2 separate regions of the Homo sapiens genome follow, and region 1 is linked to region 2. A link is a contact called in ENCODE Hi-C or POLR2A ChIA-PET data. All regions are on one chromosome and are shown on one strand. Each heading gives the region's core, a stretch centred on a gene start or an enhancer-like site at or near the end of the contact. The rest is flanking DNA. Distances are from core to core; before and after follow the strand shown. Region 1 overlaps SKI (SKI proto-oncogene). Region 2 holds the start of FAAP20 (FA core complex associated protein 20).

What was found. A loop is a pair of places that touch in the nucleus more often than their neighbours do. ChIA-PET counts read pairs that join two places held with the same protein, here RNA polymerase II (POLR2A). Pooled maps may share reads with other maps.
Region 1: a loop to region 2 is called in a map of endothelial cell of umbilical vein, with 2.6 times the contacts of the local background. The contact joins the enhancer-like site here to the promoter of FAAP20 in region 2. A Hi-C loop is called at or near these places in 4 of 168 maps with a recorded cell type or tissue (DLD1, astrocyte of the cerebellum, endothelial cell of hepatic sinusoid and 1 more) and 2 of 50 pooled maps. POLR2A ChIA-PET finds 5 or more read pairs at or near these places in 9 of 52 experiments (BJ, GM12878, H1 and 5 more).

The regions. Positions count from the first base shown.
Region 1 is chr1:2,278,147-2,281,306 of GRCh38, forward strand. The region is part of intron 1 of SKI (SKI proto-oncogene); the gene reads left to right. Among named protein-coding and RNA genes, the nearest start is that of SKI, 51 kb to the left of the region's middle. RefSeq lists enhancers at 96-890, 891-1,685, 2,138-3,160. Within about 2 kb of position 1,270, at least 21 of the 41 ENCODE cell types and tissues checked have a DNase peak (open chromatin) inside an H3K27ac peak, as active enhancers do; they include endothelial cell of umbilical vein, where a contact is called at or near this core.
Region 2 is chr1:2,193,198-2,196,376 of GRCh38, forward strand. It overlaps FAAP20 (FA core complex associated protein 20), which reads right to left and starts at 1,575. Exons shown (of 4, transcript NM_182533.4): 1 at 1,491-1,575; 2 at 801-936; 3 at 442-713. The coding sequence starts at 1,552. RefSeq lists silencers at 1,330-1,419, 1,430-1,909 and an enhancer at 2,543-3,179.

The sequences.
Region 1 (3,160 bases), core at 20-2,519, 85 kb after region 2:
GGACCCACTTGCTCCCAGCCTTGGGTCCCAAAGTGCTGCTCCCACTGGTCTCTGTGCCCCACCCATCATGGGCAGGGCTGTCTGAACAGGGCAGAGTCACGAGTGATGCAAGGGTGGGGTGTGGAGGCCTTGCCTAGAGGCAGCAGCCAGCTCTGGCTTGGCTGGGCCTTACCTTCACTGTCCTGCTGTGAGACGCAGGAGCCCTGGGGGAGGACGGCAGTCTGTATCAGGGCAGTGGTGAAACTGCAGATTCCTAAATGTGATCTGGAGACGACTCTTGCTGGAGAAATCTACCCAGGTCCCTTGGGTCTGTCCCTCCCTTCACCCTCCACAGTCAGGGACAGGCTGCGTGGTGTGCCTCCCCATCTGTGCGTGGCCTCAGCGCAGCAGGCCTGTCCTGCCCATTGCTAAAGGTAGAGCCCGGCAGATTCATTGTGTGGTGAGGGCTTCCCCAGACCCACCAACTCCTGTGTCTTCCCATGGTGAGAAGGGTGGGGTCTCTCTGGGGCCTTTTTTTTTTTAGGAAGTCACTGATGCCACTCAGGTGGGTGCCCAGCTCCCCACCTGATCTCTGGAGTGGCCCCTTCTGCTGGAGGCTGCCCCAGGCTGGATGCCGTGGCCTGCAGACCCCCCTTCTTGCAGTCCCTGGGCAGGCAGCACCCATGCGCACACGTGCACACAGGCCGTGAGCACTGCCCTGTGAGCCAGGTGGTGGTGGGGGGTGTTGGGGCTAAGGTTTGGTTAGGGCCCGAGTGCTTGCGCACCCCCCCATCCAATTTCCCATGGTGCTGGGATGCTGCCGCCTCCTGGACCCTGGCGTTGAAGTGCCACCTTCATCTCCCTCCCCAGACAGTAAGCTCCAGACAAGGGCAGGCTGTGGCCGTCACTCTGGCCAGCTGCTCGGGGGCTTGGTGGCTGCTGGGTGGTCGCCTGGACTCTGCCCTCCTGTCTCCTGGTGTCCCGGAGGGGCCTTGCTGGGCTGGGCCCTCCACCGCCCCATTGGGCGCCTGACTCTCAGGGCGCAGTCAGTTCTTTGGGGATGGCCCTGATCTCTGAGCGGGACTGCCTCTGGCCTTTCTTCTGCATCCCCTACGGAACAGCAGCCTGCTAGACGCCCTGAGGAGGCAGGCTGAGGGGTGGAAGGGGCGTGGCCGTGCCCAGCAGAGACCACCCTCTGATGACGGTGGGCGTCCTTTCCAGCCCCTCTCGGGGCATCGCTTCATCCCTTCCCCCATTTCCTTCCTGGCCCTGCTCTCCAAGTCTTGTGTGTGTGGTGGGGCCTGGCTTCCCTCCCGGCCTCTCGCCTGTTCCCGCCCATCCCTCTCTGGTTCTCTCAGGCCTCCTCTGGGCTTGCCAGGAATGTAGGGGAATTAGGGGGAGGGGGACACAGGAAATGCCTCCCCTCCTCTGACAACAGCTCCAGCTGCAGGGGGAGGGGGGAGGGGAGAGCAGAGTGGGTGAGACGAGGGAGGGCTGAAGGGGGGAGTCGGCTTGGGGGGAGAGTGTTCTCCTGCCCACCCAGGCACTGGGCGTGGCCCAGCCCCACAGACAGAACAGTTCTTTCTTCCTTATTTTATTTTTTATTAGAGACAGGGTCTCACTCTGTCGCCCAGGCTGGAGTGCAGTCGTGTGATTGGCCTCAAGCGATTCTCCCACCTCAGCCTTCCAAAGCACTGGGATTACAGCAGTGAGCCAGTGTGCCCAGCCTCTTCCTAAGTTTACACCAGTGTGGGCATCCAGTGAGGGGAACTGGCCTGTGATGCGGTGGTCCTTGTGACATGTCAGGCAGTTTTAGAGTAGGGTTTGTTAAAACATGGGTTAAATTGGGCCCCACCCCCAGCCCTCCACTCCTCAGCCATTCAGGAGAAGCGCGAGGCATGGGTGCGCGAAAATTCTGAGTCTGCCTTCCACCTGAACCCCCTCTGGAAGGTCTGACCACGGGCTGGGTGTGGTGGCTCATGCCTGTAATCCCAGCACTTTTGGGAGGCCGAGGCGGGTGGCTAATGAGGTCAGGAGTTAAAGATTAGCCTGGCTGATATGGTGAAACCACGTATCTACTAAAAAAAAAAAAATACAAAAATTAGCCGGCATTGTGGCAGGTGCCTGTAGTCCCCAGCTACTTGGGAGGGCGAGGCAGGAGAATCGCTTGACCCCGGGAGGCGGAGGTTGCAGTGAGCTGAGATGGCACCACTGCACTCCAGCCTGAGTGACAGAGCAAGCGTCTGTCTCAAAAAAAAAAAAAGTCTGACCACAGCCCCTTCTCACAAGGGGGCTGCCCCTTCTACCCTCGTTGGGGAAGGCCTGGTCTGCTGTAAGTGCAGTGACCGGACATTAAAATACCCCGGAATGGTCTTGGAAAGAGCCACTTCTGGGAGTCTTCCCTTACCCGCCACACACCTTTTAAAGAGAAACCTGAAGACACCTGAGAAGACAGGCGGCGGCGGCGATCTTCAGAGAGAAGATGCCCGAGAAGACAGGCGGCGGCGGCGATCTTCAGAGAGAGGACACCCGAGAAGACAGGCGGCGGCGGCGATCTTCAGAGAGAGGACGCCCGAGAAGACAGGCGGCGGCGGCGATCTTCAGAGAGAGAGATGCCCGAGAAGACAGGCGGTGGCGGAGATCTTCAGAGAGAGGACGCCCGAGAAGACAGGCGGTGGCGGAGATCTTCAGAGAGAGGACGCCCGAGAAGACAGGCGGCGGCGGCGATCTTCAGAGAGAGGACGCCCGAGAAGACAGGCGGCGGCGGCGATCTTCAGAGAGAGGACGCCCGAGAAGACAGGCGGCGGCGGCGATCTTCAGAGAGAGGACGCCCGAGAAGACAGGCGGCGGCGGCGATCTTCAGAGAGAGGACGCCCGAGAAGACAGGCGGCGGCGGCGATCTTCAGAGAGAGGACGCCCGAGAAGACAGGCGGCGGCGGCGATCTTCAGAGAGCGGACGCCCGAGAAGACAGGCGGCGGCGGAGATCTTCAGAGAGAGGATGCCCGAGAAGACAGGCGGTGGCGGAGATCTTCAGAGAGAGGACGCCCGAGAGGACAGGCGGTGGCGGAGATCTTCATAGAGAGGACGCCCGAGAAGACAGGCGGTGGCGGAGATCTTCAGAGAGAGAGATGCCCGAGAAGACAGGCGGTGGCGGAGATCTTCAGAGAGAGGACGCCCGAG
Region 2 (3,179 bases), core at 325-2,824:
TTACTTAAAAAATACATAAAAATATACGTTGGGTTTCAAAAATAAGAAAAAGCATCTCCAGACAAAAAAGACGATCTTCATTTTTAAAACCCATGACGCACTCTCGGGAAGGTGTTCCTGTGCTCTGGGCCTGGGGACGCTGGTGCCACCAGATTCCAGGATGGCCAGGTGGACCCGGGGCCAGTGCTCCCAGCCTTCCTTCTGTGCTGTTCTGTGGGCCCCCAGCCTGCCCTGCCCACAGAGCACGGCAAGCAGGTGGACCCCAGACCCGTGACAGAGAGCCACCTGGACATGCCAGGCCACAGCACTGGGCCACCTTTCCAGTGTGAAACAGGGCTTTAAAAGCCAGCGCTGAGCTCGGCCACCTCTTGACCTTCTGAACGGCTGTGGTTTCCAAACACGGATGGATAACCGGGCCGGGCGCAGGGGTGGCCTACTCACCTGGGGGCGAACTCCTTCTGGCACATGGGGCAGCTGCGCAGGGCCGCGGCACCCTCCACAGACGGCTGCTGCTCCACCCTGGGGGCCCTGCAGGGATCAGGTGCCGGGCGCTGGGGCAGGGACCTGGCGGGGGATTCCAGGTGCCCTCCTGCCCCGTGAAGCAGCCGGTAGGAACGGCCCGGGCCCCACAGGTCCGGCGGAAAGGGTGTCCAGGAAAAGGTCTTGGGTCCGACAGTGAAGACTTCAGTGGGCTCCGGGCCGCACCTGGGCTCCTGCAACACAGAGTTGTTGGGCCTTGCCCAGCGATGGCTCCCGCCCTGGAAACCCCTTCATCGCTAAGATGGGCCCAGTGGGCACACCTGTCCTGGGAAGGCGGGCAGTGAAGGCACCTCGTGATCCAGGATCAGCTCCGGGCTCACCGTGCGCAGTAGCTCGGCCCAGAGCCGCTCCCGCTCATCACCCCCCAGGAGAAACCAGGGGCGGCCGCCAGAAGGCCTGGGGCAGACAGAGAGGGCAGACAGGGGGTACTCAGTAGCGGAAACGCTATGGTGGGGAGACCCGGGAGGGCCTGGGGCAGAGAGAGCGGGGAGATGGGGGGTACTAGAGGGAAATTCGATGGTGCGGGAGGTGGCCGGCAGGGTTGGGGGAAGGGCTGCTGGGGCAGACAGTGCGGAGATGAGGGGTACTGGGGGTGGGGGAGCGGGGTGGGTGGGTGGAAATATGGGGTCCTCAGCGGGATGAGGCGATGGTTGGGGAGATTGCGGAGGGCCTGGGGAAGGTAGAGGGTTAGATGGGGGGTGCTCAGGGGAGACGCGATGATGGGAGAGGCGCGGGAGGGCCTGGGGCGGCGCGGGGGAAGCTCGGCGTGGGGTGGGGGCTCAAGGCGGGCGCTGAATGGCGGCGCGGGGTGGGGCGACGGGCGTGGGGGCCGGGCCCGGGGGCAGGGAGCCCTCCCCAGGGGGAGAATAGAGCGGGAGGCCCGCGGGGGCGCCGGGAAGCACGTGGGAGCGGGAAAACCGGCCGCGCCCCCGCCCGGCTCCCGGCCTCACCCGCCCGCCGGGCGCGGCCTCCGGCGGCTCAACCCCAGCCGCGGCCTCCGCGCCGCCTCCATCCAAGCCCGCGCCGGGCGGAAGTGAGCGCAAGCCCCGCCCCCGCCCCTCCAGGCCCCGCCCCCGCCCCGGCCCCGCCTCCAGACCTCTGCAGCGAGGCCGCCCCCCTCCGAGACAGTCGGAACCCCAGGGGCCCTGATCCCAGCCTGTAGGGAAACTGAGGCCAGGGTTCCTTCGTCCTGCACCGCACAGGGGGGCCTGGCGTGAGGGTGGGGGGCCCAGGTGGGGGAGCCCCGCCCGTGTCCCCTTTCCCGTCCGGGCAGCCCCCGGGCCGGAGCCCCCTCCGTTACCCCGATGGCTGCCCGGCCCGCCCCGGCACTGCCTCCTCCCGGCTGCACCCAACAGCTCCCGCCCCCGTTTCCGGCTCTGCGGAGCCGCCTCTCCTCCCAGGACCATTCCAGGAGTAAATAAAGCTTGAAATCCGCCGTCGCCACCACCGTTTCTTTACAAAAGGCGGGGAACTCAAGCTCCTTAACCAAGAAACCAGAGGCGAAGTGACAAAGTCCAGGTGGCTCACTTGGGCCTCAGGGGCCTGGGCCAGGGCCCTGGGGGCAGCTGAGGGGCTTTCCTGCCTGGACCCCGGGCTCTGCGACCTCAAAGTCGGCCACGTGGTGGCAGCAGCCGCCCAGGCACCCTGGTGCCACACTTGGCTGTGCCCAGTGCCCCATGGGCCCAGGCCACTTGCCTCTCCCTTGGCCCTGCTGGGCCCTGGAGTGGCTGCCACCCTCACGGAAGGAGTGGGGTCTACAGAGATCAGGGTCAGGGGCCCTCGCCAGACGCCACTCAGGGCTCTGGGACTCCTTGGCAGTTTCTGCCCTGCCCAGCCCCAGCAGCTTTGGGGCTATGCTGGGCACCCCTCCTGCAGGGCTCCCTGGCTGTTCCTACCCCTCACCTGGCCCCTCCCAGCCCCCAGTCGTCTGTGCCCTCCCTCCAGAACTCAGCTGTGGAGCCCGGCCCTGAACCCAGGCCACCCGAGTGGCCCACCGTCCTTCAAGGGGCCCCAGCCTGGAGGCCATAGGTTGGTGTTCAGGGAAAGGGTCAGCAGCAGGGCCTGGACTGGGAGGTCCCCCTCTCCCTGCATGAGTGGTTTTCTTCCGCACACCTTCCTGCTCTAGATGCTGGAGGCCCCCAGCAGAACAAGATGGAGGCACCAACCCCCAGGCCCTTCGACTTGAGTGAGCAGATGGAGATGCAGCGCTGAGTGCTGCCCGGGCAGGGGGAGGGGGCCTGGGGGAGCTGCTGCAGGCCGTGTGGTCTCAGGGGGCCCTGTGGGAGGTAGCCTGTGGCTGGGCCTGCTCTCAGGCGAGAGAAGCCCAGCCGTGGGGTCTCTGCAGCCCCACGTCCACCACATGGCAGGTGCCAGCTGACCAAGCGCTCTCAGACAGCCAGTGTCCAGGGCTCCCCGACAGTCCTGGCTGCCCTGGCTTCAGCTCCGAGCTTCTGGGTCTTTCCTGGAAATGTCACCATGGTCTGCAGGAGGGCCTTGGGTACTTCCAGGAAGACTGGTCCCAGCCTCCCAAGACAGGAGAAAAGGCCAGGCCCAGCAGCCCATGCCTGCAATTCTAGGACTTGGGGAGGTCCAGGCAGGCAGATTGCTTGAGCCCAGGAGTTTGAGACCAGCCTGGGCAA